2 separate regions of the Homo sapiens genome follow, and region 1 is linked to region 2. The links are chromatin loops, found by intact Hi-C in ENCODE. Cell type or tissue: mammary epithelial cell. All regions are shown on one strand. Links, peaks and the distances in the headings refer to the core of each region. The heading gives the core; the rest is flanking DNA. Region 1 overlaps TEX2 (testis expressed 2). Region 2 has its middle 16 kb from the start of TEX2.

Region 1 (15,080 bases), core at 3,858-11,857, 99 kb before region 2:
CTCTACCAAAAAATACAAAAATCCACCAGGCAAGGTGGCATGCACTTGTAGTCCCAGCTACTCGGAGAGGCTGAGGTGGGAGGATCACTTGAACCTGGGGGCAGAGGTTGCGGTGAGCTGAGAATGTGCCACTGCACCCCAGCCTGGAGGACAGAGCGAGACTCTGCGTCAAAAAAAAAAAAAAAAGAAAAGAAGAGAAATTGCTACATTTCCGATAGGCAAACTTACATGTGTATGAAAATCCTTGAAAAACAGCACATGCTGGCCAGGCGCAGTGGCTCACGCCTGTAATCCCAGCACTTTGGGAGGCCGAGGTGGGCGGATCACGAGGTCAAGAGATTGAGACCATCCTGGCTAACACGGTGAAACCCGTCTCTACTAAATATACAAAAAATTAGCCGGGTGTGGTGGCACGTGCCTGTAGTCCCAGCTACTCAGGAGGCTGAGGCAGGAGAATTGCTTGAACCTGAGAGGTGGAGGTTGCAGCAAGCCAAGATCGCACCACTGCACTCCAGCCTGGGTGACAGAGCGAGAATCCGTCTCAAAAAAAAAAAAAAGAAAAATAGCACATCCTTTGATCTCATGCTGAACATTTTCTGTTTGCCCTGCCAGATCTACACTCTATCCCCAGTGGTTGGTCTGCGTGAACTGTGCCAACGGTCTCTTTTACCCTCCAGCTTCTGGTTGGGCATGGCCAATGGGATACACCAATGGGCAGTTGATGGGGAGGCACACGGAGAAGAGTGTTGGGCATTTGTCCCCCCCATCTACTGAAGGCCACAGCTCCTGTAACACAGGAAGCCTCTCCACACAGCTGCCCTGTCCAAGTTCTCCTTGCCTTTGCTGCTCCAGAGAGAGTAACAGCTCCCACTTCTGCTAGTTCTGGAGTGTAGCACTCTCCCTACGAGTTTTTCTCCATCTGCCCACACCTTTATAAATCTTCCCTTCAGCAAACTCTCCCCAGAGTTACTTATCTGAGTGTGCCATCTGCTTCCTGCTGGGACCCTGACTAATACACACCCCCAAATCTATCCGTAGGAATTTATTCTACAGGAAATAACATAAGAATACTGGCATCATGTTTAAAAATTCCTACTTCATCTCAAGATTATAGAATTAATTCATCTATATTTTCTCTGCTTGGATTTGTGGATGTATATGTATTTCTTAAAATATTTATTCCATTCATAATTTTAATGTAAGATGTAAATTAGGGATCTAGTGTAATTTTTCCCCCAAATGGTTGGTCAGCAATCTCGACCTATTTATTCAGCAACCAACACTTGCCCTACTAATCTGTTCCGCCATCTTTAAGTGCTAAATTCCCACTGCACTGGAGTCTGTACTGAATTTCTACCAGTATCAAACTGCTTTGACTACTTTAGCTTTATAATATATTTTAGCTTTATAATACACTTTTAACTTTATAATATACTTTTAAATCTGGCAAGTCCCTCTCCTTTTTTTTTCTCCCAGAATTCTCTTAGTTATTTTCATAAGTATTTTTCCAGTTGAATGTTACAATAGTTTTATAAAATTTAGAATAAAATTAAGAGGTTTTTAAAAATTAAATGTAAACTAAATATTCCACATAAAATGAGGTAGCATCTAGTCAGGCATGAATTTAATACCTAACTTGGCTGGACCTCTTCAGCTGTTTCCCTGCAGAGAAACATAAGCTTTCAGGATTCACCAATCAGAGAATGTAATCTCTGATTTTTTGTGGAGGGGATGTTAAAAAGGTTATAATGTCTATGACGAACAAAACGTGAGTAGACAGTGTTCAAAGGCATAGTTTTGAATTGGTGTTTGCTATATTTGGAGAACCTTTTTCCAAAGCATCAATGTTATAAGTGGTATTGGCCTCTCTACCAACCTATAAAATGCTACTTGGCTAAGAATGTAACCAAAGTCTTGCACAATTGCCCTGTCCTTTTTGTCCACTACTGTCATTCAAATGCTGTGCTTCAGGAGCATGCCAAGTTAGAGAGACTTCCAAGGGTGAGCCAGGGAATACTGTCACCTCCAATGGTGTTTCTTTTCTTTTTTTTTTTGAAACAGGATTTCGCTCTGTCACTCAGGCTGGAGTGCAGTGGTGCAATCATGGCTCACTGAAGCCACAGCCTCCTGGGGTGAAGCGATCCTCCCACCTCAACCTTCTGAGTAGCTGGGACTATAGGCATGTACCACTACCACGCTTGGATAATTTTTTTTTTTTGTAGAGACAGGGTCTTACTATGTTGCCTAGTCTGGTCTCAAACTACTGGGCTCAAGATTTCCTCCACTTCGGCCTCCCGAAGTGCTGGATTACAGGCATAAGCCACCATGCCCAGACATCCAACGGTGTTTCTATGGGAATGTCAGTCTGACACTGAGCCACAGGAGTGAATAAAGAGACAGCAGGAACATAACTGTCCCTTCTCTTCCCCTGTCAACCACTACCTGCCATTCTGCAACCTCTAGTCCCTGCAAAGGCAAAGGAAGGACCTGAGACAGGACCTGAGACAAAGGAGGGACCTGAAGGACCTGGGGACTGAGGAGGACTTGGCAGGGGAAGGTGTCTACCTACTAGTAAGCAGAATGGGGAGGGGAGATCAGAGGGCCTGGTTTCCTATTTATTTGCCCATCTATCCAACCCGAAGACCCCAGAACATCTATAACCAACCCTCCAGCACTCATATACTCCCCTCCTAGTTCACATCCCTGCCCTTGAGCAGCCTTCTTCTGTTAAGGTCATTCCTCCTGTTCTTTTCGACAATAAACTGTTTTCTTCCCACCCAAAGGGTACCACAGTGAGACAGAAATCCAGGGGCACATTCTTTACCCTCTGGAGTAAACCCAATTAGGGACTAGGCATTCAAGGGTATGGGACGTTCTCAGGCTGGTGGGTGCTAAGTTAGAAGCTGTATGCGATCTCAGCAACATTTGCTGACACAGGCACAAGAGGCTCATAACCACTGAGGGCCCTAGGGCGGTTATCTGAGCAGCTGGCTAAGGCCAAGAGCACACTTACTACTGGGGCAGAAACTCAGCTTGTTTTAAACCCATCACTGGGCACCAGTTGCACACACAGGGCTGCTTTTTCACAACATGAGTCATGATCATGTGCAAGGCTGACAATCCGAGACTACAGGGCAAGGCCAGCAAAGAGTTCTCCATATGTCAGGCCTTCCAGGGAAACCAGGGGATCAGGGAGATCTGTGTCACAGGGGAAAGCTCAGGCTCCTCTAGATACCACTTCCCTATTCCCATTTTGGCTCTTGACTGGCTATTAACCAATACCCACTCACTACTAGGCTTAAGGCTTAGTTCCTCCCAGGGGTACTTGGATATTTGGTGGCAATCAGTTCTTTTCGTAGGGGCGGTGACAGCTTCAGAATTTGGTAATGTCCTTCTGCTTTCCTGTTTATTCTGTAACCAGGGGCTCCTCTGGTCTGCAGGCACTTCACAGTGCAGCAGATCAGGAGGCGGGTGGAGGGTATGGATGGAACACACTGAGGGAACACAATGCCCACCTCTAGCCTCTGGCACTGCTGGATCTAGGCCACACTTCTCCATTCTAACCTTTTAGTACTTCTGACCTCAAAAAACAAAAGGAAGTTTAAGTCTGTGAACTACCAGTGCCTCCATGATTATCAACGGGAGAAAATGAAAACAGACTTTCCCTCAACTTTCTCCAGGAGGACGGGGGCACCTTCACAAATAGGGCAGAGGCTCTGTGGACTTCCAGCTCAAGAGAGAAGGGTGGGACCTCTCAAACCAGTTTGGTTTTGTTGGTGTTGTTGTTGTTTTTAGAGATGAGAGTCTTGCTCTGTCACCCAGGCTGGAGTTTGGTGGTGCGATCATAGCTCAGAACTCCTGGGTTCAAGTCATCCTCTTGCCTCTGCAACCCAAGTATCTGGGACCACAGGTGTGCACCAGCACTCCTGGCTCAAGTCAGCTTTGGAATGCATGTAGCAGGGGAGCAGCATCCCACCTGGAGTTCAAGTATGTCCTGCTTTCTTTTTGCACACTGCCAAGAACTGCAGCCCTGCTGCTCAGGGAAGGGCCCCTCTTGCTTACAGAAGGGCTCGAGATAGACCCTGGGAAAAGAGCAGGGCCAGCCCTACCCATATGCCTTGACCTGGGAACTCAAGCCTTCCATCATTTCCAAAAATGGGGAGAGGCTGAGTGAGCTCTAGGTTGGCTGCTGACACTGCATCTCCCAACACAGAGGGTTACTGCTACTTGTTGTCTCCTGCTATGGAACTGGCTAGCAGAAGCACGTTCAACCCTCAAACTACCTCAGGAACACAAACAGGCTGACACCTGTCAACAGAGCCCTCCCCCAAAATCTGCCTTGAAATCCACCCTTCTGGCTCAGAAGGCAGCCCCTCCTTCCTCTTTCTCAGGAGCTGGGGAAGAAGGGACACTGGCCCACAGACAGCAGCCAGAGCTTGACAAGGCCAGGAAAAGCTCTGTTCTTTACCCAAAGGAACAAAAGAAATCAACCTGAAGCTCCTCTATGCCCATATTTTCCTTCTAATCTAGTTTACCGTAGTTCACAGTTTCTTAATCTAGAGTCCTTGAACTTTCTGAAATAATGGGCAAAATTTTGTGTCAACGTGTTTTTCTAGTGAAAGGATATCATAGGCTTCTGCTTCTCAAAAATGTCTCTGATCCATACAACTTCAGGGCTACTGACTTAAGCTACTGACTGTTCAGTGAAAATTTGGGATCCAAAGTGACTCTTCTTGGCTGGGTCTTCACTGGGTCAAAAAGTTAATTTTAAAGAACCTCAAGATCCTCAATAAGGTCTCCTGGTTGGCAAATGAGTCTTTTAATGACAGCCATACTTACACAGTTCAAACTCACTTCCAACTGGCCCTGGATTAGCACCAGAGTGTTTCTTCAGGAGAGAGCCCAAAATAAAGTACCATCTGGCCAAAAAGTAAAGGTCAAACACAGACACATTTAAAGTGCAATGCTAACTTTCCCAGCTTGAGAGGGAGCACAGCCTGGGAAAGAGGCCTTAAGTAGTCTGGTGTTTTCCTCAGTCAGTATACTAAGAGGCCTTAAGTAGTCTAGCATTTTCTTCAGTGAGTATACTAAGAGGCCTTAAGTAATTTGTATTTTCCTCAGAGGATATACCATGTGGCCTAGACTGCTGTGGGGCTGGGTGGGCTCTGGATGTACAATTTAAGTTCATTTCCAACTTAAAAATAACAATTATATAAGACGAATCGGTTATAAGAGCTCACATTTTCCCAAACTAAATTCTGGATTATCACCTGGAGTGGATAACAATGAGGGCAACACAAGAAAATGAGTAAACATTAATGTTCACTAAGCCCCCAGATGCAATTAATCATAAGGTCAGTCTGTGATCAAGGTCAGATGTGCTGTTTGAGAACTTACTACCCTCATATGTTATACGTTTAAACCAAATTATTTTTCACTTAGGACATAAGGGTACAAAATTTCCAGAAATGAAGAAGTATAGAGGATTAGAAGCCTCTTGTGTGGAAAGTGATACCTTTATTTTGCTGAGTTTCATTTGGATCTTCTTAGACACCAGATCAGACCAGTATTTCTCTCCTAAGAAGTCCCAAAATATTCTTCCAAGCAAGGCATTCACCCAGGCTTCCTGTTCTTCCTCCTCAGAGGGTGGAACCTCTGGCAACTGGCAAAAGAAAAGGGACCAAAATTAGCTAGAAAGCAACTGGAGAATAAGACAGGTGCTTATTTTTATAAAGTCACTGAAGGTCCCTCCTTATAGAAACAGGAGACCACACGAGTCATACTCCTTCCCTATAAATTACAAGTCCCACATTGTATTGGTGACTAGGAAAGGGGAGAAACGAAAGCTGCCATCACAGCTAAAACCTTCTCTTTGTCTGTTTTCTTTTTCTACCAGTCTTCCTGTAAACCAGCTAATATTTCATACTATTAGCTTAGCCAAACTGCTCTGCGTCCAAATTAGCTTGGTATCAACATTATGCATCAGTGACACATCTGATAAAATGCCTGCCCATCTTTCTTCAAGCTAAGGCTTGGACGTGTAATTGTCAAGCTGGTGCTCATCCGGGCAGACGCCACAGTTCCCCAATGGCCAGGACTCAAGTTCAGCCTGAACCCTGTGAGGTCAAAATATTCCCGGGATGCTTAAAAATACTGATGCCTGGATCCTACCCCCAGAGTCACTGATTTCAGTGGGCATCAGGAGTTTCAGATGCTCCCCTGGTAATGTAATGAACAGGCAAGACGATGAATCACAGATCTGGATTAGAGAGAGCTGCTCTCAGGGCTTCCATGAAACATCTACAGCTGTTCTCACCAATCTCGGCCCAGCGAAATACCCTGATCCTTACTTCCATTTGATACAATCCATCTGAAGCATCTGCTGTGGCCAATGTGTGAGGTGGGGGAGAAAGTAAACCCAAGTCTCCGATTTCCTTGGCTAATCATTAGACTGTGCACTCTGGCCTGGAGGGGGTCAGGGATGGAGATAAAGAAGGGTAAACAGCAGCACCCACAGACGGTGTTGTAAGGTTTATGTGGTTGGTGCAGGCACGGGCTGAGAGCTCAGTAATGTAGCAGCTGTCCACTGACCACATGCCAGCCCTATGGGCACATTCCTGTCTCAGGTCCACTCATGTCTCACAATACCCTGGAAAGACAGGAACTTTACTTCCATTTTAGAAATGAGTGCAGCGCCTGACACACAGTCCTGTTCTCCCATCCTCTATCTGCTCTGTCCTGTGTGTGGCGGTGGGGGTGGGGGAAGGGGAGCTGGCCCCCTGATATGGCAGACATTTTCCTGTGCTGAGGTCTCTAATTAGACTGTAGCCTTGCAGAAACAATGAGCTTTGGAAAGCAAAGATGAAAAGATTTAGAAATGCAGAATCTGTGAATTATTCCCCCTTTCCCCTCCCTCTATGGCTACTATAAGTGCATCTGTTCTGCCCTCATGGGCTGGCTGCAGCTATAACACACACCAGACACTCTCATCACCTCCACGCTTTGTGCTTGTGCATTCGTGCCAGTGCTATCCATTCTGAGCAGCTGTGACTGTGCCCACATTGAAGCTGTGTGCCTGGGTCAGTGCTGTGGTGCACACGTTGTTGCTTGGTGTGTATGGATTTGAATCTGCAGATCCAATTGTTTGTGAGTACTCCCAAGGTCTACAGCACATAGCTCCGTGCACTCATTCTGAAGCTTGGTGTTCACCAGTCACTGAGCTGTGCCTGAGCCAGCACACTGCTCAGTCCCACCCGTCTGCCAGTCTTGCTGAGAGGTGAGGCCAGCTAGACTTCCTGGGTGGAGTGGGGACTTGGAGAAATTTTCTTACAAGAGGATTGTAAAATGCACCAATCAGCACTCTGTAAAAATGTACCAATCAGCACTCTGTAGCTAGCAAAAGGATTGTAAAATGCACCAATCAGTGCCCTATAAAACGCACCAATCAGCGCTCTGTAAAATGTACCAATCAGCACTCTGTAAAATGCACCAATCAGCAGGATCCTAAAAGTAGCCAATCGCAGAGAGGATTGAAAAAAGGGCATTGTGATAGGACAAAAACAGAACATGGGAAGGGACAATAAGGGAATAAAAGCTGGCCACCCTAGCCAGCAGCAGCGGCAACCTGCTTGGGTGCCCTTACACAGTGTGGAAGCTTTGTACTTTTGCTCTTCACAATAAACCTTCCTACTACTCACTCTTTGGGTCCGTGCCACCTTTAAGAGCTGTAACACTCACCATGAAGGTCCGAGACTTCATTCTTGAAGTCAGTGAGACCACGAACCCACCAGCAGGAACCAACTCCACATACATTGCCACAGCCTGTGCCCTCTCTTGCTGGGGGCCTAGGGTTCGCTTACGTTTTTCAATCACATGTCACTGCATGACTTTATATTTTACAGGAGTCCTTCACATTTGAGTTTTCAAAGGTCTCCTTTATGAACGTTGGTGAGTCTCATTTAAAAAAAAAAATGGTTTAAAAAAGAAAGCATGCTGGTCAGCCCATTTCAGAAGACATGGATCTGCTTCACCCTTCTTAATGGACATGGATTATTCTCTCTGGGCTTTTCGAGTGCTGTGACGTTTTCTGTCATTAACCAAGACATTTTCCACCACTAGGTCCTGGATGGAAGGGCAAGAGTCTGCAGCGGTGAATGCTTGGCCATGCCATAACTTGCACTGTTTTTTTGAATCCCTTTTTTCTCTGACTGAACATCTCCTTCCCAGCCCCAAGGGTAATTCATTCAGCTTTTCTGAGGTTACTGTCTTTGAGTCCCATCCGATTATTTATACAGACTTCTGCATAAACACTCATCCAAGGGCAATGACCACCTGGCCCCTCAGACAGTACTAAGTTGCTGCCCACGTAAGACACCACGTGTCTTATTTTAGATTTGTAGGTTATACAAGAGAATAAGTTACTTTTTCCCTTCCCTAGAGGGAGCATCTACCCTTTATTAGCCTTTCTTTACAACCCTAGTTACTCACAGGAAACAGTTTTAGCACAAAATAGCAAGAAACAAAGGCTATTTCACAATGTATGTCCAAGCCAATGGCATATGATGTGGTAAACAAATTTCTGAAATAACCGACAAGCAGGTTGTTTTTTCAACAGTTCCTTTTTCCAAAATAAGCTTCTCTCCACAGACTCATTGGGAACAAAGAAAAATTCCAGAGCAGAACATCGATAATGCATCAAAGAAGCTTTTATGAGCAAAACCTGGATTCAACAGCCTGCTAGGAAGGCCCAACGAATGTCATAAAAATTTAAGAGTTTAAAGAAACAATGTGCATACATTTCCTAATATTGCCATTTGGCTATAGGATGAAATGTGTGGAGGATATTCATTTCGCTGTCTCAACTGTATAAACACACTAAGAAATGGTAACTTTCCAAAAATGGCTTCCAAATAAGTGTAGAGAAAATTCAATGGTTTGAAGCTGAAGCAAGCCCATCAAAACTGCGTCACTCTTGGGATATGTGTTATTTAAAACTAACCTCTAAAACTAAAGTAGGACAGATTTACTGAAGTCTGTGGTGTAACATTTCCTATTACAAATGGCCAGGAGGCCAGCCCAGTTTTTCTATTACAAAGAGTGTGTAGTGCCCCCACTCCTTTTTGGCCGCACCCAGTGTACCGCCAGGGGGGTTGCACAAGGGACAGTGTGGTCCAGGAGATGACACAGCGGAGGACCCTACTCCTGTGTGTTTCTTTCCCTTGATTATAAAAACAATGCATATTCACTGCAGAAAACACCCATAAACCTGCTACTCAGATTTAAAACATTTTAAACATTATTTAAAACAGTTTTACTATATTTTCTTTCAGTCTCTTTTCAGTGTATATATACATTTAAGAATACAGAACTTTTAAAAAGCAAAATTAGGCCGGGCGTGGTGGTTCATGCCTGTAATCCCAGCACTTTGGGAGGCCAAGGCGGGCAAATCACGCAGTCAAGAGATTGAGACAATCTTGGCCAACATGGTGAAGTCCCGTCTCTACCAAAAATACAAAAATTAGCTGGGTGTGGTGGTGCGTGCCTATAGTCCCAGCTACTCAGGAGGCTGAGGCAGGAGAATCGCTTGAGCCCAGGAGGCAGAGGTTGCAGTGGGCCGAGACCGTGCCACTGTACTCCACCCTGGCCACAGAGCAAGGCTATCTCAAAAAAAAAAAAAAAAAAAAAAAAAAGCAAAATTAGATCTGGCTACATGGTTTTGTATTCTTTGAGAAGGAGTCTCGCTCTGTCGCCCAGGCTGGAGTGCAGTGGCGCGATCTCGACTCACTGCAAACTCCGCCTCCCAGGTTCAAGGGAGGCTACCTCAGCCTCCCAAGTAGCTGGTATTACAGGCATTCACCACCACGCCTGGCTAATTTTTTGTATTTTTAGTACAGACGGGGCTTCTCCATGGTAGTCAGGCTGGTCTCAAACTCCCAACCTCAGGTGATCTGCCTGCCTCGGCCTCCCAAAGTGCTGAGATTACAGGTGTGAGCCACCATGCCCGGCTGGTTTTGTATTTTTTTTTTTTTTTACAGTTTTACTTAGATATAATTCATAGATCATACAATTTTTCCATCCTTCCATAGCTGCTGTGGAAAACAGTATTGCGGTTCCTTAAACAATTTAAACAGAATTACCCTTAAGATGCACTAATTTCACTTCTGGCTATATACCCCAACAAATTTGAAAGCAGGGTCTCAAAACAAGATATGTGTACACTGATGTTCAGAGCAGCATCATTCACAATAGCTAAAATGTGGAAGCAAGCCAAGCACCCACCGATGGAGGAATGGATAAGCAAAATGGCGTACGTACACAATGGAGCATGATTCAGCCTCAAAAAGGAAGGCGATTCTGACTTACGCTACCACATGGATGAATCTTGAGGTCATTAGGCTAAGTGAAATAAGTCAGTCACAAAAAGACAAATACTGTATAATTCTACTTATATGAGGTACTTAGGATAGTCAAAATCCGAGAGACAGGGAATGGTGGTTGCCAGGGGCTGGGAGGAGGGGGACAGGGGAGTTACTGTTTAATGAGTATAGAGTTTCAATTATACAAGTTGAAGAGAATGGTGGGGGTCAATGCATAACATTATGAATGTATTCAATTCTACTGAACTATACATTTTAAAATGATTAAGATGGCAAACTTTATGTATTTTACCACAAAAATAATTTTTAAAAATAGAGTACATTCAATAGTTTTCAGTATATTGAGAGTTGTGTAGCTATCACCACAGTCAATTTTAGAACATTTTCGTCACTCCCCAAATAAACCCTGTACCCATTAGCAGTCACTCCCTATTCCTCCCCAACTCCTCCCCATCCCCCTGCCCACCAGTCTAGGAAACTAGTTTGTCTCTATGAATTTGCCTATTCCAGACATTTCCTATAAATGAAGTCATACAATGTGTTCTTTTGTGACTGACTCCCCTCACTAATGTTTTCAAGGCATATCCATGTTGTAGCAGTGCGTCCTTTTTATTGCATAATAAACTTATTTTTATTGCATAATAATATTATCATCTATGCATATACCACACTTTATCCACTCACCAGTTAATGGAAATATGGGTTGTTTGCCACTTTTGTTGTGTTTTTTTTTTTTTTAAAACAGAGTCTTGCTGTGTCATCCAGGCTGGAGTGCAGTGGTGTGATCTCGGCTCACTGCAACCTATGCCTCCTGAGTTCAAGCCATTCTTGTGCCTCAGCCTCCCGAGTAGCTGGGACTACAGGCGTGCACTACTACGCCCGGCTAATTTTTGTCTTTTTAGTAGAGATGGGGTTTCGCCATATTGGCCAGGCTGGTCTTGAACTCCTGGCCTCAAGTAATCCACCCACCTCAGCCTTCCGAACTGCTGGGCTTACAGGCGCAAGCCACTGTGCCCCACCATTTTCCACTTTTGGCTATTGTGAATAATGCTACTATAAATATTTGTGTACAAGTGTTTGTGTAAACATGTATTTTCATTTCTCTTGGATATATATTTAGGAGTGGAACTGCTGGCTCATATGGTGACTCTGTTTAACTTTTTGAGGAAATACCAAACTATTTCCCACAGTGGCTGGACTATTTTACATTCCTGCCAGCAACGTATGAGGACTCCAATTTCTTTCTTTCTTTCTTTTTTGAGGCAGAGTCTCACTCTGTTGTCCAGGCTGGAGTGAAGCGGCATGATTTTGGCTCCCTGTAACCTCTGCCTCCCAGGTTCAAGTGATTCTCGTGCCTCAGCCTCCCCAGTAGCTGGGATTACAGGCATGCGCCACCATGCCTGGCTAATTTTTTGTATTTTTAATAGAGATGGGATTTTGCCATGTTGCCCAGGCTGGCCTCAAACTCCTGAGCTCAGGCAGTCCACCCGCCTCGGCCTCCCAAAGTGTTAGGATTATAGGCGTGAGCCACCGCACCCGGCCAAGGATTCCAATTTCTCTACATCCTCACTAATACTTGTTATCATCTATCTTTTTAAAAATTTTTATTATTTATTTATTTATTTGGTAGAGATGGAGTTTTGTCATCTTGCCCAGGCTGGTCTCGAACTCCTGAGCTCAAGTGATCCATTCGCCTCAGTCTCCCAAAGTGTTGGGATTACAAGTGTGAGCCACCACTGTGCCTGGCCACCATCTGTCTTTTTCATTGTGGCCATCTGGGTGGGTGTGAAGTGACATCTGACTGTGGTTTTGATTCACATTTCCTTGATGACTAATGATACTGAGCATCTTTTCATGTGCTTGCTTATTTGGGCGTTAGTGTATCTTCTTTGGAGAAATGTCTATTCAGATCCTTTACCCTTTTATTTTTTGAGACAGGGTCTTGCTCTGTTGCTCAGGTTGAAGTGCAGTGGTGCAATCACTAATCACTGCAGCTCTGACCTCCCTGACTCGAGCAATTCTGATTCAGCCTTCTGAGTAGCTGGGACTGCAGGCACATGCCACTATGTCTGGCTAATTTTTTTTTTCTTCTTTTTTGTAGAGATGGAGTCTCAATATGTTGCCCAGGCTGGCCTCAAACTCCTGAGCTCAAGTGATCCTCCTGCCTTGGCCTCCCAAAGTGCTCAGATTATAGGCGTGAGCCACTGCACCCAGCCCCGTTGCTTAATCTGGTTATTTATCTCTTTGTTATTGAGTTGTAAGAGTCCTTTATACATTTCTAGGTACCAGTCCTTTATATTTCTAGGTACCAGAACCTTATCAGATAAATGATTCGTAAACATTTTCTCCCATCCTGTGGGTTATCTTTTCACTGTCTTGATGGTATTGTTGGCAGCACAAAAGTTTCTAATTTTGATGAAGTCCAATTTACCTATCTTTTCTTTGGTTGCTTATGCTTTTAGTATCTTAGCTAAGAAGGTTTATCGAACCCAAAGTCACAAATTTTACTCCTGAGAGTTTTATGGTTTTAGCTCTTACATTGAGGTCTATGATCCATTTTGAGTTAATTTTTATGTATGGTGTGAGGTAGAGGGCCAGCTCCATTCTCTTGCCCATAGATATCCAGTTGTTCCCGCACCTTTGTTGAAGAGACTATTCTTTCTCTCCACTGATTTGTTTTAGCACTCTTGTCTGAATTCTTTTTAAAATTTATTTTTAAATTGGATATATAGCTTCATTTTTTAACTTAGTGCAACAAAAACATTTTCCAATTCAACTTCTAAGTGTTTAAAAAGCCTACTTTGTGGGGGTAGCAAGGGAAGCCCTGGAAAACTATTCTGCCAGTTACAGACTTCCTGGTTTCTATTTGACTCCTATTTGCTCTGTAACATTCTCATCTTCTGATAACACCAAACAGGTAATAATATCTTGTAATCCAGTTTATAGATATGAGATGATGAGCACGACGAGTAGTAATAAGGACAGGACTCTCCATACCGGGGTGGCATATGTTAATATTATCTCTAACATTTTTTAAAACTGTCTGTTGAAATGGAGAGTGGAAGTGCCTTATGCAACCTGAACACCAGAGCCTCACTACTGGAGGACAGGAACCATGGCCTCTCTCCCAGGCAGGCAATGCAGGGCACACAGAACCAGCAGCCTCCCTGGACTCACACCCCTGAGCAAATCTGCAGCTGACCTGTGGAGTCTCTCTTCCTGATGTACCCATGCTGGAAGTGGTACCATTGCACTTTCAGACATTTTTTAAAAAAGAGTTCCCTTGTTTCCTGAATTAAATCCCCTTCCAAACCAGGCACTAAACATTTGGAAAACTAGGCCCTTGCCCCCCAAAATAGTGATATTTTCTAATTCAAATTTTCAGCACCACTGCACTCCAGTCTGGGCGACAGAGTGAGACTCCAACTAAAAAAAGAAAAAAAAAATTTCATCAGAGGCCAGGCACAGTGGCTCACGCTGTAATTCCACCACTTTGGGAGGCCGAGGAGAGTGGATCACCAGAGGTCAGGAGTTCAAGACCAGCCTGGCCAACATTGTGAAACTCCGTCTCTACTAAAAATACAAAATTAGCCGGACGTGGTAGCGTGTGACTGCAGTCCTGGCTACTCAGGAGGCTGAGGCAGAAGAATTGCTTGAACCTGGGAGGCGGAGATGGCAGTGAGCCAAGATCACGCCATTGCACTCCAGCCTGGGGAAAAAGAGCAAAACTCCATCTCAAAAAAAAAAGTCATCAGACTTAGAAGAGGGAAAAGAAATGTCTGGGTGCTTAAAGGGTAAGTGCCAGGTGGCTGGAACAAGAGAGCCCCTGACAGCAATGCTGGGCTGTGACATCAGGGACCCCAGTGAACATAGCATACAATATGCACATGTAACACAAACCAAGGAAACAAAGCTCTAAAATCAGGTTTGTTTTTTAATTTGGGGAAATCTTTCAAAAGGAAGCATTTTATTGGATAATTTTCTTAACGTCAGTGCACAATTCTCCTCTTGATTTTCTTGAGTCTGATGAGAGTCCAGACAGCTGACAGCCTCGCATTTGGAGGGAGGGGAAACTCACCAGTGGTAAACAGGACCATTTGTAGAAAAGTTTTATATCACCCCACTCTTGCCTAGAGGGAGGTCTGCTTCCCACTAAAGCTGGGGTGACTCAGTGCAGAGGTAGTGGGTCGCAGGCCAGCAGAGGCATATGGTCTTTTATTGCCCTGACAAATTCAAACAGATCAGGTGAGTGACCTCTTCCACACTGAAGAGGATCAACGGATCAAGAGCAATGGCTTGCTTCTCATTAAGAACAGAAATACACATGGTCATTGTAAGAGGTCAAACACAGCCAAGGGCGGTGGCTCACGCCTGTAATCTCAGCACTTTGGGAGGCCGAGGCAGGTGCATCTCTTGAGCTCAGGAGTTCAAGACCAGACTGGGCAACATGGTGAAACCCCATCTCTACAAAAAATACAAAAATTAGCTGGGCATGGTGGCACACACCTGTAGCTCCAGCTACTTGGGAGGCTGAGCCCAGGAGGGTGAGAGGATCACTTGAGCCCAGGAGGTCGAGGTTGCAATGAGCCATGTTCACGACACTGCACTCCAGCCTGGGTGACACTGCGAGACCTTGTCTCAAAAAAAAAGAGGTCAAACACCTGGATATGAAAGAGAGGTTAAGTGTCCCCCAGGCAGAGACTG
Region 2 (15,080 bases), core at 2,809-10,808:
CACTGCAACTTCTGCCTCCCAGGCTCAAGCAACTCTCCCGCCTCAGCCTCCCGAGTAGCTGGGATCACACAGACACGCATCACCACGCAAGATTATAGACACATCCCTTCTCTGCTGCTAGTTTTCTGTGTGGTCCTCTAGACTGGGAGCTCTGTGAACAGTGAGCCCCTTCTGACTGGTCCTCTGTTACATCCTGACAGTTGAGCTCTGATAGGTTAAAGATGGCCACTTAGTCGTGACTGTTCCCTCATCCACAGCTATAGCTTATTTCTCCATCCCTTGGAATCTTGGGCTGGCCTTGTGAGGTAGCCAACTTCCAGAATGACCCCCATGATTCTCACTTCCTGGTCATTCATGCTTTTTCATAATCTCTCCTTCCACCATGAGTCAGGGGTCACAATAGATACAGTATGGTGGAAATGGCAATGTATGACTTCTCAGGCTAGCTTATGAAGGGCATTTGGGTTGCTGCCTTGGTCTCCTGGATTACTTGCTTGGGGAATAGTACCCATCAGGTTGTGAAGATACTCAGGCAGCCTGTGGAGAGGCTGATGTGCAGAAAAACTGAGACTACCCACCAACAACAAGCACCAATTTGTCAATTATATGAGTAAGCCACCTTGGAAATGGATCCTCCAGCCCCAGTCAAGCCTTCAGATGAGTGCAACCTTGGCCAACATTTTCACTGCAATCTCACGGACACTCCCAACCTGAACTGCCCAGAAAAACTGCTCCATAATTCCTCACCCACAGAAACTGTGAGAGATAAATGTTTATCATCATTTTAAACCACTACATTTTGGGATTATTATGCAACTATGAATAAAACACCCCATGACTGGCTTTGTCCAATAGAATGCAGCAGCTGTGATATTCTGGAACTTCTAAACTCAGGCCTTAGGAGAACTGAAGCTTTCACTTCTTGACTTTAGGAATCCAGGCACCATGCTGTAAGAAGCCCAGGCCACATGGAGAAACCACAGAAGAGAACTGAGGCACTCCAGGTGAAAGCCCCACTGAACCTCATAGCCAACAGTCAGCATTGATTGCCATATCTGTGCATGGACCATCTTGGAGGTTCCAGCCGTGTCATGTCCTAGACACCTGCAGCCTTAGCTATCACCACAGAGAGCAAAACACACAGTTGAGCTCAGTCAACCCACAGAAATGTGACATAATAAAATGGCAGTTGTTTTCAGCCCCAGTTTTGGGGTGATGTTTTGTACTGCAATATTTAACCATAAGCTGGCTCAGCTTCTGGCATCTAATTGACTCTTGAAAAATACCTGGTGGGCCAAGCACAGTGGCTCACACCTGTAATCCTAGCACTTTGGGAGGCCAAGGTGGGCAGATTGCCTGAGCTCAGGAGTTCGAGACCAGCCTGGGCAGCATGGTGAAACCCCATCTCCACTAAAATATAAAAAATTAGCCAGGTGTGGTGGCATGTGCCTGTAATCCCAGCTACTTGGCAGGCTGAGGCAGGAGAATTGCTTGAATCCGGGAGGGGGAGGGTGCAGTGAGCCGAGATTGTGCCACTGTACACTCCAGCCCGGGCGACAGTGAGACTCCGTCTCCAAAAAAAGAAAAGAAGAGAAAAATATCTGGTGAACACATGGGTGTCCCTTGTTGAGTCTCAGCTTCCTCTTCTGTAACATCGCAGAGGTTAGGCTATTCCATGCCTCACGTTCTACTAGTCTCCACCTCTCTGTGGTGGTGTGTCTCCTAGCCCAGCTGCCTGCTGCAGGGTCACACTTTATTCTTGCAGGAACTCCAGCATCTGTGGCGTCTCTGTCCTCCACCGCATGCTAGTTCCTCCTCCCTTCTTTCTGAGGCACTCACACACCCCAGGTACCCGCTTCCTCCTGAAGCTCTCCTGGCGTTTTGATCATGGGGCTGTGAGGTTTGGCAGGAGGAGAGCAGTACAGGCCCTCTGCCTTTTGGGTTACACCTCCTCAGTTCAGCCAGAGGATGCTAGAAATGTTCCCAAAAGGGCCCTGTGACACACAGGTGACAAGAGGAACAAACGCAGACTGTCTGCCATCTACCCTTCCTCAAGGCCAAGTCCTGGAGTTGTCTTTTTGCTAGAACATGACTGGCCTCTTTCACAGTGTCCAGAGCCCAGGCTACATTTCTTAGAACAGAGATGAGAACCCTGCTTCTGAGAACAAATGCTCAGCCTCGGGCTTATTAGGTTCCCTTATTTGCCACAGAAACACCAGGATCGGCCGGGCCCGGTGGCTCACACCTGTAATCCCAGCATTTTGGGAGGCCAAGGTGGGTGGATCACCTGAGGTGAGGAGTTTGAGACAAGCCTGGGCAACATGGCAAAACCCCGTCTCTACTAAAAATACAAAAATTAGCCGGGCGTGGTGCCGGGCACCTGTAATCCCAGTTACTTGGGAGGCTGAGGCAGGAGAATTACTTGAACCCAGGAGGTGGAGGTTGCAGTGAGCCAAGATCGTGCCACTGCACTCCAGCCTAGGTGAAAGAGTGAGACTCTGTCTCAAAAAAAAAAAAAAAGAAACATCATGATCACTTTTACTAGTGGTGCCTACGGCCATCTGGGGGCAGGGAGTAGATCTCTGTCATTCCCATTAAAACAATAAATAAGTAAAAAGGAAACTGAGGGTCCAGGAGCGGTGGCTCACGACTGTAATCCCAGCACTTTGGGAGGCCGAGGCAGACATATCACGAGGTCTGGAGTTCAAGACCAGCCTGACCAACATGGTGAAACCCATCTCTACTAAAAATACAAAAATTAGCCGGCTGTGGTGGTGCGTGCCTCCAATCCCAGCTACTCCGGAGACTGAAAAAGAAGAATCACTTGAAACTGGGAAGCAGCGGTTGCAGTGAGTTGAGATCATGCCACTGTGTACTCCAGCTTGGGCAACAGAACGAGACTCCATCTCAAAAAAAAAAAAAAAAGAAAGAAAGAAAGGGAAACTGAGGCCTGAAGAAGCCAAGTCTCTGGCCTAAGGTCACAAAACAAACCCAGCTTACTGGCAGAATTGGAATTGCCTTCTTTCTATATCCAATCGCCCACTCCACCCTCCTACACCCACCTGGCCTCCCATGTCACTCAGCCATCACGGTGTGACCCACTTAAATCATTATTCAGAAGACCAGTTGGCCCTTCCTGACTGTAAGTCACCCCCAAAGCATCACTGTCACCATTATAATTAGTAAGGCCTCATTAAACTAAGAAGGTACCTGTCCCAGACTTTAGGAAGCCACCTGGTTTCCGGAGGCTGGGAGGGACTATGACATAATTCATCTATCCAGCAGAAAATACTGATTGAATGCCTGCTGGGTTCTGGGGTGCCCTAAAAGGTGCTAGTGAACAAAACCCAGGCCCTGCTCACGAGGAGCTTGCAGTCTAGTGGGAAATTCGGAAGCCCTGCCTCTGCCTGTGTGCACATTATGATGGTGAATGTCACATACCCTGGCCCAGCCCAAGGGATGTTTTCATATATTGCAGAGCAGAGGAGAAAACAGCAACCTTCCCCTTACACTCCAGACTTGCCCAACTGCCTGCTGGGTCTCGCCTGTTGGATGCTAATAATCATCTCAAATCATCCCACATCAAAATACATCAAACAGAACTAGCTCTTAGGCTCTGCCCACCCTCTCTTCATCAATGGCACCCACCTACCCACTCGTTCAAGTCAAGAACAATGAGTTGTCTCAGTTGCATCCTTGTCCTCAATTTCATCCTCTCCTGGTCACATCCAATCCATGAGCAAGTGCTGGGTTGGGCATGTCCAAACTCTGCCCCAAATCCAACCCCACAGCCATCATCCTTTCTCACCTCATGCCTCTGCTGTTACTCAACGATTCCACTTCAAAACGATCATCACAAATCTCAAATGGGCACTGGGCCCTGGCTGGCAAGCCTATATTACCTGGGTGAGTTCACTCTCCCACTCTCAGACCTCTGTGACCACTCTTTCCACAGAAGGCCTAACCTCTCTAGCTTCCTGAGACTTTACTATTGCAACCATTTCCCCCTTTCTCCTGCATAATCAATTTCTTCTTGTCTACCAGATTATTCCAATTAACGTACAAACATGTTCTCCTATCTCCCTTCTGAAAAATTCCCTTCCTCTTGCCCATCACCCCTCTCACTGCTACTCCATTCCCAGCTGTCCTTTACAGCAAAATTTTTCCAAAGAATTCTCTTCCTCTCCTATCATCCTCTTTCACCTGCTCCAAAGTGGCTTCTGATAAGTGGCTTCTGCCTCTACTGCTCCTCTAAAACTGCTCTTGTCACACCACTGATGATCTCCACTCTGCCAAATCCAGAGGTCACATGTGGGTCTCTGTCTTACTTGGCCCTTATACAGTTCTTTTCAAAACATCCATTAAGACCGGGCACAGTGGCTCACCTCTATAATCCCAGCACTTTGGGAAGCCCAGGCAGGTGGATCACCTGAGGTCAGGAGTTCGAGACCAGCCTGGCCAACATGGTGAAACCTTGTCTCTGCTAAAAATACAAAAATTAGCCGGGCGTGGTGGCGCATACCTGCAATCCCAGCTAATGGAGATGCTGAGGCAGGAGAATCACTTGAACCCCAGAGGTGGAGGTTGCAGTGAGCCGAGATCACGCCACTGCACTCCAACCTGGGCAAGAGTGAAACTCCATCTAAACAAACAAAACAAAACAAAACAAAACAAAAATAGAGATCAAAACATCCGTTGGCCACCTCTTAATCTATCCAAGCCTGATTCACTTAGAATGAGCTCTTCTGTTCTCGCCAGGCCATGGTAGGATGGAGAGATGTCAAGTCTCAGCACTCAAGTCACACATTTGTGGTGGTCCAGCAGATCGGACTTAAGAAAGGACGTCAATCCATCCACTGGTGCTGGAAAATGCGAGGGTGGAATGTTGGCCAGGGCAGGCCGTGAGATGTCCACTAGGATCACCAGACAATGTCCCTGTGAACTTGTTCCCTTTATCTTTTACACAGGGCTGGAAATAGAAAATGTAAAACATTGATACAGTCCAGGCACAGTGGCTCATGCCTGTAATCCCAGCACTTTGGGAGGCCAAGGCAAGAGGATTACTTGAGCCCAGGAGTTTGAGACCAGCCTGGGCAACATAGTAAGACCTCATTTCTACAAAATAAAAAAATAAAATTAGCCAGGCATGGTGGCATGTGCCTGTAATTCTAGCTACTTGGGAGGCTAAAGCAGGGGGATCATTTGACCCTGAAAGTCAAGGTTGCAATGTGCCATGATTGTGCCACTGCACTCCAGCTTGGGTGACAAACAGAGTAAGATCCTGTCAATCAATCAATCTAAATAAAAATAAATAAATAAATAAAACGTTGATACAGGGAGTGACAGGATCACTGGTGTTTCTTTTTCGCTTCTCAATTTCCATGATTGCTGTTCAAATGGTGTTTAGGGGCTGCGTGCGGCGGCTCATGCCTCTAATCCCAGCACTTTGGGAGGCTGAGATGGGCAGATCACTTGAGCTCAGGAGTTCGAGACCAACCTGGGCAACATGGTGAGACCCCCGTCTCTACCAAAAACACAAAAAAATTAGCTGGGGATGGTGGCACATGCCTGTAGTCCCAGCTACTTGGGAGGCTGAGGTAGGAGGATCACCTGAGCCCAGGAGACCGAGGTTGTAGTGAGTCAAGATCGTGCCACTGCATTCCAGCCTGGGTGAAAGCGCGAGATTCCGGAAATTCCGTCTCAAAACAAACAAACAAACAAACAAACAAAAAATGGTGTTTAGGCAACAGAGAAAAGTTGAGTGCCAAAATTTACAATGCCTGATAAGAAGATTTGGTCCTCATCTGCACGGATCCCGCCTATGGGCGGTGAGCAGGAAAGAATCCCCACCACAGGCAGCAATTAATAGAGACCTGCTCACGGCAGCTCTGAAGGATGTGACGGCTGGAGCCTAGCTGGCATCACTCAGGATTCCTGTGCAGCTGGGATTGTGTCTCAGTGACCTTTTCAAGAACTTGGCTATAGAATCCATTTATCTGCTATATACTCTGTTTAACCTTTATGCTGACAAAGAATGCCCCAGGGAACAACTTGAAACCTTGCCTTTCTTTTCTCTCTTTCTGGAGATTAATCCATATTCAATCCCAATCTTTTTTTTTTATCAATACCAATCTCCTTCTCAGACCTCTTCACCTTTACTGGACTCAGAAGCTTCAGTTCTCCTTCCTCTAAAGATGAAATCAAGCCTTGTCGCCCTGACAACACATTTCCTTTGGCCCAGGGTTGTAAATCAAGAATGGCCTAGGTCCCTCCGGTCCTCTCCTGAGGTCCCTTGTGTATCTCCCTTGTGACACATCAAAAGAGCCATACACATACTTATTAGCATCTCTGCTCTTGAATTGTGGACTCCAGGAATGCAGAAATTGGACCTTGTCCCCTCCCTCCTTTCCTAAGACCAGACCCTTTAGAGACCCTCCAGAAACACTTGTTGAAAGAGTGAAATCCACTAGGGGCCCGTGAAGGGCCCTCTCTGGGCCTGTTGAACTCAAGGAAACCTTTCTCAGTTCTTCTCTGTCCTTCTCTCAGCTTTTCTAGACACAACATACTCTATCCAGCTAGCGTTTGGAAAGGTCCTGTCTGACTCCAGCCTCATCTGCCAGAAAGAGAGAGAGAAAAAAGTTACTGCATGCTGAGTTGAGATATTTTTAGGCTAACAGCTGCTGGGATGAACCAGAGAGTTTCTGTTCTTTTTTTTTTTTTTTTTTTTTTTGAGAACAGAATCTGGCTTTGTCTCCCAGGCTGGATTGCAGTGGTGCCATCCCAGCTCACTGCAGCCTCCACCTCCTGGGCTCAAGCGATCCTCCCACCTTAGCCTCCTGAGTTGCTAGGACTACAGGCCCACACCACCACACCCAGTTAATTTTTATATTTTTTGTAGAGATAGGGTCTTGCTATGTTGCCCAGGCTGGTCTCAAACTTCTGGGCTCAAGCGACCCTCCCACCTCAGCCCCCGAAGTGCTGGGATTACATGTGTGAGCCACCTGCCTGGCCCTGAGTTTCTGTTCTTGTTCCGCAAGGTGTGACAGACATCACTTCGTCCTAGGCTGCAGAAGCTTCAAACTGACAAGTCCCATCTAGGGAACAGAGCAGTACCATGAGGAAATTCCTGTTTCTGTGGCTGAGTCTGCACAAAAAAGAGTGAATGGGGTATGCTAAATTTTGCTTTCTCTTAAGGACTTCTGAAGACTGAAAAACCAAGATCTATTAAGAGGGGTGTGGTTTTGAGTCTAGCCCACTGGGAACCAGCATGAGTCCTGTGTGACAGGCCCAAGCCTGGCTGCTGATTCTGGCAGAGTTGGCCAGGTAAGGCATGAGAGTCCTGGGAAAATAATGTGGGAGGGTGGACAGGAAGTGCCTGCCCAGACAGAGTAGGGAGAAGGATGTGAGTAAAACCAAGGATGTGTAAGCACGTGCGTGTGTGTGTGTGTGTGTGTGTGTCTGTGTGTTTACAAACTGACAAGAGGTGTAACTCTCTTTCCTTTTGATGCTGTGACCTCTCCCAAGGGACTTTCTCCAATAACGGTTGGTGAGTTTCCTTACTATAAAGGGGAACACTAGACATTTCCAGAAATTTAACAAAGCCTGCATCAAACTACAGTTGGGAAGTGTGTATGTAAAATTGTCACAAGATTATTGACTATGGCTGGGTGTGGTGGCTCATGCTTGTAATCCCAGCACTTTGGGAGGCCAAGATAGGTGGACTGCTTTGAGCTCAGGAGTTCAAGACCAGCCTGGGCAACATGGTGAAACCCGTCTCTGCAAAAAAAAGTAAAAAAAAAAAAAAAAAAAAAAAAAAAAAAAAAGCTGGGCTTGGTAGCGCACCTATAGTCCCAGCTACTTGGGAGACTAAGGTGAGAAGATCATTTGAACCCAGGGAGGTGGAGGCTGCAGTGAGCCAAGATTGTGTCACTGTACTCTAGCCTGGGTGACAGAGCAAGACTCCATTAAAAAAAAAATCAGAAGTTTAAAAGAATAAGGACCAGACCTTTAAAATTCTGTCCAACTTTATAATCTTATTTAAAAATAAATACAAGTTTTTGGCCGGGTGCAGTGGCTCTCGCCTGTAAGGCATGACTTTGGGAGGCCGAGGTGGGTGGATCACATGAGGTCAGGAGTTCGAGGCCAGCCTGGCCAACATGGTGAAACCCCATCTCTACTGAAAATACAAAAATTAGCCGGGCGTGGTGGCACATGCCTGTAATCCCAGCTTCTTGGGAGGCTGAGGTAGGAGAATCACTTGAACCTGGGAGGCAAAGGTTTCAGTGACCCGAGATTGTACCATTGCACTCCAGCCTGGGCAACAAGAATGAAACACTGTCTCAAAATAATTAATTAATTAATTAATTAAAATAAAATAAATAAACACAAGTTTTTGAAAAACAAAATAGATTGATGTGTTTTGGTTTTAGGGAGACCTTAACTTTTGTTTGATGGGAGAGGAGGTTGAACAAAACTGTTCTAGAAAGCTACTCCTTTATTCTGCGTGTCTCACTAATTAGGCAGAAGAGGAATCACGGGGCTAGCTTGTCCTGTAGACTATCAGATCTTTTGTTTCATAGCTATATTTTAAGCTTTTTTTTTTTCTTTCGGTAGTTTCCTCATCTGGATATTTGAAGCTTTTTAATCATAGAAAATTTCAAACACGGGAAGTTGAGACAGGAGAATCGCTTGAACCCGGGAGGTGGAGGTTGAAGTAACCTGAGATCACTTCACTGCACTCTAGCTTGGGCGACAGAGCAAGACTCTGTCTCAAACAAAAAAAAAAAGACTGGGTGCTCATGCCTGTAATTCCAGCACTTTGGGAGGCCGAGGCGGGCGGATCACCTGAGGTCAGGAGTTCGAGACCAGCCTGGCTAACATGGTGAAACCCCGTCTCTACTAAAAATACAAAAATTAGCTGGGCATGGTGGTATACATCTGTAATCCCAGCTACTCAGGAGGCTGACGCACGAGAATTGCTTGAACCCGGGAAGTGGAAGTTGCAGTGAGCAAAGATCCTGTCACTGCATTCCAGCCTGGGAGACAGAACGAGACTCCATCTCAAAAAAAAAAAAGAAAAAAGAAAAAAGAAAATCTCAGATAGACACAAAAGCAGAGATGATAGCGGCGGAATCAATGCCTGTGATTCCCGTAACCCAATGAGCAACACATGCCTAATCTTTTTTCATCAGCTCCCTAGTCCTGTCTCAATTGCATTTTCAAACAAATTCCAAATATATTATTTCATTTGTAAGTACTTCATTGTGTATCTTTAAAAATATACGACCGCAACAGCATTAGCATGCCTAGAAAAAGTAACAATAATTCTTAATATCATAAAATAGCCAGCCAGAGTTAAGTTTTCCTGATTTTTTTTCTTCATATTTGGCACTGAATATTTATCAAGAGTCTTCAAAATGTTTAGGCTATCAAGTCCACTTCTATAAATATTTCCTGAATGCAGAATAAACTTTCTACATAGAGATATTTTCTGCAGTGCTATTGATAATGAAATGTGGCCAAATTAAATGGGCACACTAGGTAAATTAAGTCGTGGTCATACTCAATGAAATAGCATTGTGGTTAGAGAAAGGCAGGATGTTAGACAGACTCACTCCTCCATTTATTTACTATTAAGTGACCTGCCTTCTTGAAGCATCATTTTACTCACAGATAAAATATGGGTGATAATAATACCCACCTCATGGGTTAGGCCCTCCCATTGTGAGGGCTACACAAAAATGCACCTAACACAGCAAAGTGTTTGCATGGTTCCAAGTGAACCCTCAATATATGGTCACTGTAAAATGTGCAGTAATAAATGTTCATGAAGAACTTGTAGTAACATAAAAAATTATAAAGTCAAGTTTAAAAATGATAAAACAGGCCAGGCCTGATGGCTCACACCTATAATCCTAGCACTTTGGGAGGCTGAGGCTGGAGGATCGCTTGAGCCCAAGAGTTGGAGACCAGCCTGGGCAACATAGAGAGACCCCTACAAAAAAATAAAAACAGGCTGCGTGGGGTGGCTCACACCTGTAATCCCAGCACTTTGGGAGGCCGAGATAGGTGGATCACTTGAGGTCAGGAGTTCGAGACCAGCTTGGCCAACATGGCGAAACCCTGTCTATACTAAAAATGCAAAAATTAACTGGGCATGGTGGCATGCAGCTGTAGTCCCAGCTACTTGGGAGGCTGAGGTATGAGAATCCCTTGAACCTGAGAGGCAGAGGTTGCAGTGAGCCAAGATCGCATCACTGCATTCCAGCTTGGGTGACAGAGCGAGACCATCTCAAAACAAACAAACAAAAAATTAAAAACAAAAAAATTACCTGGGCATGGTGGCACACACCGGTAGTCCCAGCTGCTTGGGAAGCTGAGATGGGAGGATCACTTGAGCACAGGAGGTCGAGGCTGCAGTGAGCTGTGATCATGCCACTGCACTCCAATAAAACAAATACACATATCCTATAACTACAGCCACATAAAGACAGTGTCTAAAGTTAATATGTCAAAATAACAGATTATCATTGCGTAGTGATTCTCTATCGTCCCCCACCCCTGCCCTTATTCTGCTTCTGTAAAAACAATGCAAACTCAATACAGAAAATTTGGAAAGTGCAGAATGGGGGGAAAAAATCCAAGGTTTGATTAATTAATAAAGGGGCAATGTTGAGATTTTCCTCTTAAGTCCACAAGGCTTACCACGCCCCCGTCCATTGGCTACCAAGCCCGTTAGCGCTACCTCGTGGTCAAACTAAGCAACTACTCTTAGACAAAAAAAAAAAAATTTCAAGGAAGAATTAAACAAGCAATGGTATAGCTCCATAAGTAGCAAAAATGTTACGCTGGGACTTTTATCTTGGGGCTTCTATGGGCCCAGTGGGTATCCCAGGGGCCTCATGGAATTGACCTCAGGTGAACAAAAATATGGCTCAAGTATTTTATATGACTGACTAGTCCGCGATACATTCTCCATGAATCTAGCCCACCCTTAGGGCTATCCTGTGTTCAGCCTGAGCCTTTCCGGAAATTTGTCTCCACTGTGTCCAATGTACAGAGAGGAGCAAGCCCACCCACTAGTGCAGAGAAAAGCTGGCCCCTGCCCGCTGGAAGCCCACCTGAGAGAGGGTGGTCCGAGAGGAACCCATACCTGCGTCCTCCACCCACATCGAATCCCCCCGGGGCCAACTGTTCTGGAAGGCCCCTAAACCAGCTGCGGGGCCACTTGGCTCTGAAGTGTTTGGGGCGCTTTGACATAATTTTGTTGTGTCTGCCCAGAAATCCTGACGCAGGCGGTCGGGGGTGGGGGGCCCTGGGGATCTGTAATTGACAAAGGCTCAGTGGGTTTGGGGACCTGGCACTCCCTAGATGACCTTTCCGGAATTGCCAGTCTCTGTCCTCTTCCGGAGGAATCTGGAAAACTTCCTCCAGAGTGTGGCATTGTTTCAAGAGTGACACATGTCATCGAAGCAGGGCTCTGGAGGCAGATGGCGGATTTCCTCCTGGCTCTGCCCCCAAACCTGCTGAGCCACAGCTTCTTCATCTGTGAAAAGAACATGATAATCTTCATACCCAGCTCTCAAGCTTGTTGTGAAGACTATTTAGTGTAATAATTTAATTACACTTATATTTACATTTAATCATAATTATTTAATATAGGTAAAGCCCCAAGCCCTTATTATTATTTTTGAGACAGAGTCTCACTCTGTTGCCCAGGCTGGAGTGCAGTGGTGTGATCTCTGCTCACAGCAACCTCTGCCTCCTGGTTTCAAGCGATTCTCCTGCCTCAGCCTCCCAGGTAGCTGGGACTACAGGCACACGTGCCACCACACCCAGCTGGTTTTTGTATTTTTAGTAGAGATGGGGTTTCACCATGTTAGCCAGGCTGGTCTCGAACTCCTGACCTCAAGTGATCTGTTCGCCTCGGCATCCCAAAGTGCCGGGATTACAGGCGTGAGCCACCGTGCCCAGCCCCCCTTATTATTATTACATACATATGGGTGCCTTTAAATAATGTTTAAAAGGAACAACCCTACTGTGGTTTGAATGTGTGTGTCTCTTCGAAATGTGTGTTGAAATTTCGTTCCCAATGCATGAGGTGGGGCTTTTAGGAGATGACTAGGTCAGAGGGCCTTGCCCTCATGAATGGGATTAGGGTTCTTATAAAAGGGCTGAAGGGAGCCTATTTGTCCTTTTCATCCCTTTCTCCCTTTCCACCATGTGAGGAGACAGCATTTGTCTCTTCTGGAGGACGCAGCAACAAGGCACCATCTTGAAAGCAGAGATGGAGCCCTCACCAGATACTGGATCTGCCAATCCCTTGATCTTGGACTTTCCAGCCTCCAGAACTGTGAGAAATAAATTTCTACTATTTATAAATCACCCAGACTAAGGTATTTTGTTATAGCAGCAGGAACAGACTAAGACAAACGCTTAAAGGAATCTTGAAGAAGAATCTCCGGGTGTAGTTAAAATATACGGTTTGAACCATTCCCCTAAGTAAATTCAGGTGGAATCCCCATGTCATGGATGATGTGTGTCATTTATAGAAGTGATCTCTCTAGGGAAGGATGAGTAGTGGGTGCCTGAGGGGGATTTAGGGACAGCCAAGGCTGGTTGTAATGACTAGGGCAGTGTCTCAATTTGTATGACCAGTACGTGATGACATAGAATAGGGTTTTCCAAAGTGGGCACCGCTGTGGTACTCAGATGCTTCTAGTAGTCCAGAGACCAAAGCTGGTGTATTAGGCCATTCTTGCATTGCTATAAAGAAATACCTGAGACTGAGTAATTTACAAAAGAGGTTTAATTGGGTCATGGTTTTGCAGGCTGTGCAACCATGGTGCCAGCACCTGCTTGGCTTCTGGGGAGGCCTCAGGGTGCTTTTATTCCTGGCTGAAGATGAAGCGGGAGCAGACATGTCACGTGGCCAGAGCAGGAGCAAGAGAGAGAGTGGTGGTTGTGAGGGGTGCCACATACTTAAACAACCAGATCTCCTGAGAACTCATTTACTATCACGAGGACAGCACCAAGCCATGAGGGATCCGCTCCCATGACCCAGACATCTCCCACCAGGCCTCGCCTCCAACACCAGGGTTTACAGTTCAACATGAGATTTGGCCAGGATATATATTAAAATTATATCCGTTGGTCATTAGGTCTACTGGCCACACCATTCCTGCTGATCCTGTCTGTGGTGGGTCAGCTGACTTGAGCCTTCAGTGGTCTGGCCATTCTGTTTCTTGCTGAAACCAATTAAATGCAGGCGAATTTGCCAGACTACAGCCCTGTGAGGGTGGGAACTTTGTCTTTTTCACCACTATATGCCCAGCCCCTAGAATTGTGCCTGGAAAACAGCGTGTGCTCAAAAATGTATGTTGAATGAGTGAATAAATGAATGACTGAATGAAATTGGCCTCCTGAATTATTCACCCAACTCCCGACAGCTTGATTAATGAAGTAAGCTGATAAAGAAGTTTCCAGAGGCTGAGGGCAGTGGCTCATGCCAGTAATCCCAGCACTTTGGGAGGCCGAGGCGGGAGAATCACCTGCGATCAGGAGTTCAACCACCCTGGCCAACATCGTGAAACCCCGTCTCTACTAAAAATACAAAAAGTTAGCCAGGCGTGGTGGTGCGTGTTTATAGTTCCAGCTACTTGGGAGGCTGAAGCAGGAGAATCGCTTGGACTCGTGAGGCGGAGGTTGCAGTGAGCCGAGATTGTGCCATTGCACTCAAGCCTGGGCAACAAGAGCGAAACTCCATCTCAAAACAAACAAACAGAAGTTCCTGGAAAGGTAAGGCCTGAACTAAAGCCCCACCTGGAAAGATGCTTTATTGACTGGCTGATGAATAAGAAAGACCCCTCCCAACCCTGCCCCTTGCTGCATGGAGCAAATTGTCAGGGGCCAGACACCTAGGCTTCATGGTGCTGTGCCAGGAGGTCGTAGAGGGCCAAGCTGCCCCTGCCTAACTCCTCTATCTCTGCTCCCTGATTATCAATACTCCTCTGGCACATCCAACAGGGCTCCTAGGTTGTTAAGTGGACTCAAGGCCCGGGCAGGCTTAGGCTGCAGATTGGCTTCTGTCTGAAGTTCCATCAAAGAGAGAAGAGCAACATCTCAGAAACATGATGAAAGGCTCCTGGGAAGCAGGGTCTGATTTTCAAAAGGTCATCTACAGCCCACATCAAGAGTACCTGCTGTTCTCAAAGGACAGGGCTCTAAACAGAGACTGCAGCTATTTCCTTCTCTGACATTCAACACAGTGACTAGAACCAGGCAAAGGCACCCAGAGGACCATGGCAGCCCATCCTGGAGTTGAGAGGGCTGGATGATGGGGCCCTGAGGGAGAGACAGCACTGTCTTGGGCTGTTATAGTCAGGATCTGCCACATGTCCTAACAGGGCTGGAGGAAGGGTCCTGATATGGTTTGGCTGTGTCCCCACTCAAATCTCATCTTGAATTGTAGCTCCCACAATTCCCATGTGTTGGGAGTGACCCAGTGGGAGGTAATTGAATCATGGGGGCAGGTCTTTCCCATGCTATTCATGTGATAGTGAATAAGTCTCATGAGATCTGATGGTTTTATAAAGGGCAGTCTCCCTGCACAAACTCTCTTCCCTTGTCTGCTGCCACGTGAGACGTGCCTTTCACTTTCTGCCATGATTGTGAGGCCTCCCCAGCCACGTGGAACTGTGAGTCCATTAAATCTCTTTCTTTTGTAAATCGCCTAGTCTTGGGTGTGTCAGGTATGTCTTTTATTTTTATTTATTTATTTTGAGACAGAGTCTCACTCTGTTGCCCGGGCTGGAGTGCAGTGGTGCTATTTTGCCTCACTGCCGCCCCTGCCTCCCTGGTTCAAGCGATTCTCCTGCCTTGGCGTCCCAAGTAGCTGGGATTACAGGCGCTTGCCACCACGCCTGGCTAATTTTTGCATTTTTAGTAGAGACAGGGTTTCGCCATGTTGGCCAGGCTGGTCTCAAACTCCTGACCTCAGGTGATCTGCCTGCCTCAACCTCCCAAGATGCTGGCATAACAGGCGTGAGCCACTGTGACCGGCCTGGGGTATGTGTTTCTCA

The links. Hi-C counts contacts between places; a loop is a spot of excess contacts. Peaks named below come from ENCODE experiments on the same cell type or tissue, not always from the same donor. Only the 100,000 strongest peaks of a DNase experiment are listed, where the experiment ranks them.
Region 1: it touches region 2 in a loop (4-fold over the local background); 11 of 110 quality-filtered maps call a loop at or near these places.

What each region holds. Positions count from the first base shown.
Region 1 is chr17:64,171,810-64,186,889 of GRCh38, forward strand. TEX2 (testis expressed 2) reads right to left here. Exons shown (of 12, transcript NM_001288732.2): 6 at 5,516-5,662. Among named protein-coding and RNA genes, the nearest start is that of SNORA50C, 33 kb to the left of the region's middle. In mammary epithelial cell, for the core only: a CTCF peak has its summit at 8,450; no DNase peak of the experiment used is centred there.
Region 2 is chr17:64,271,413-64,286,492 of GRCh38, forward strand. No RefSeq gene overlaps it. Among named protein-coding and RNA genes, the nearest start is that of TEX2, 16 kb to the left of the region's middle. In mammary epithelial cell, for the core only: a CTCF peak has its summit at 10,744 (motif pointing left); a DNase peak (open chromatin) is centred at 7,379.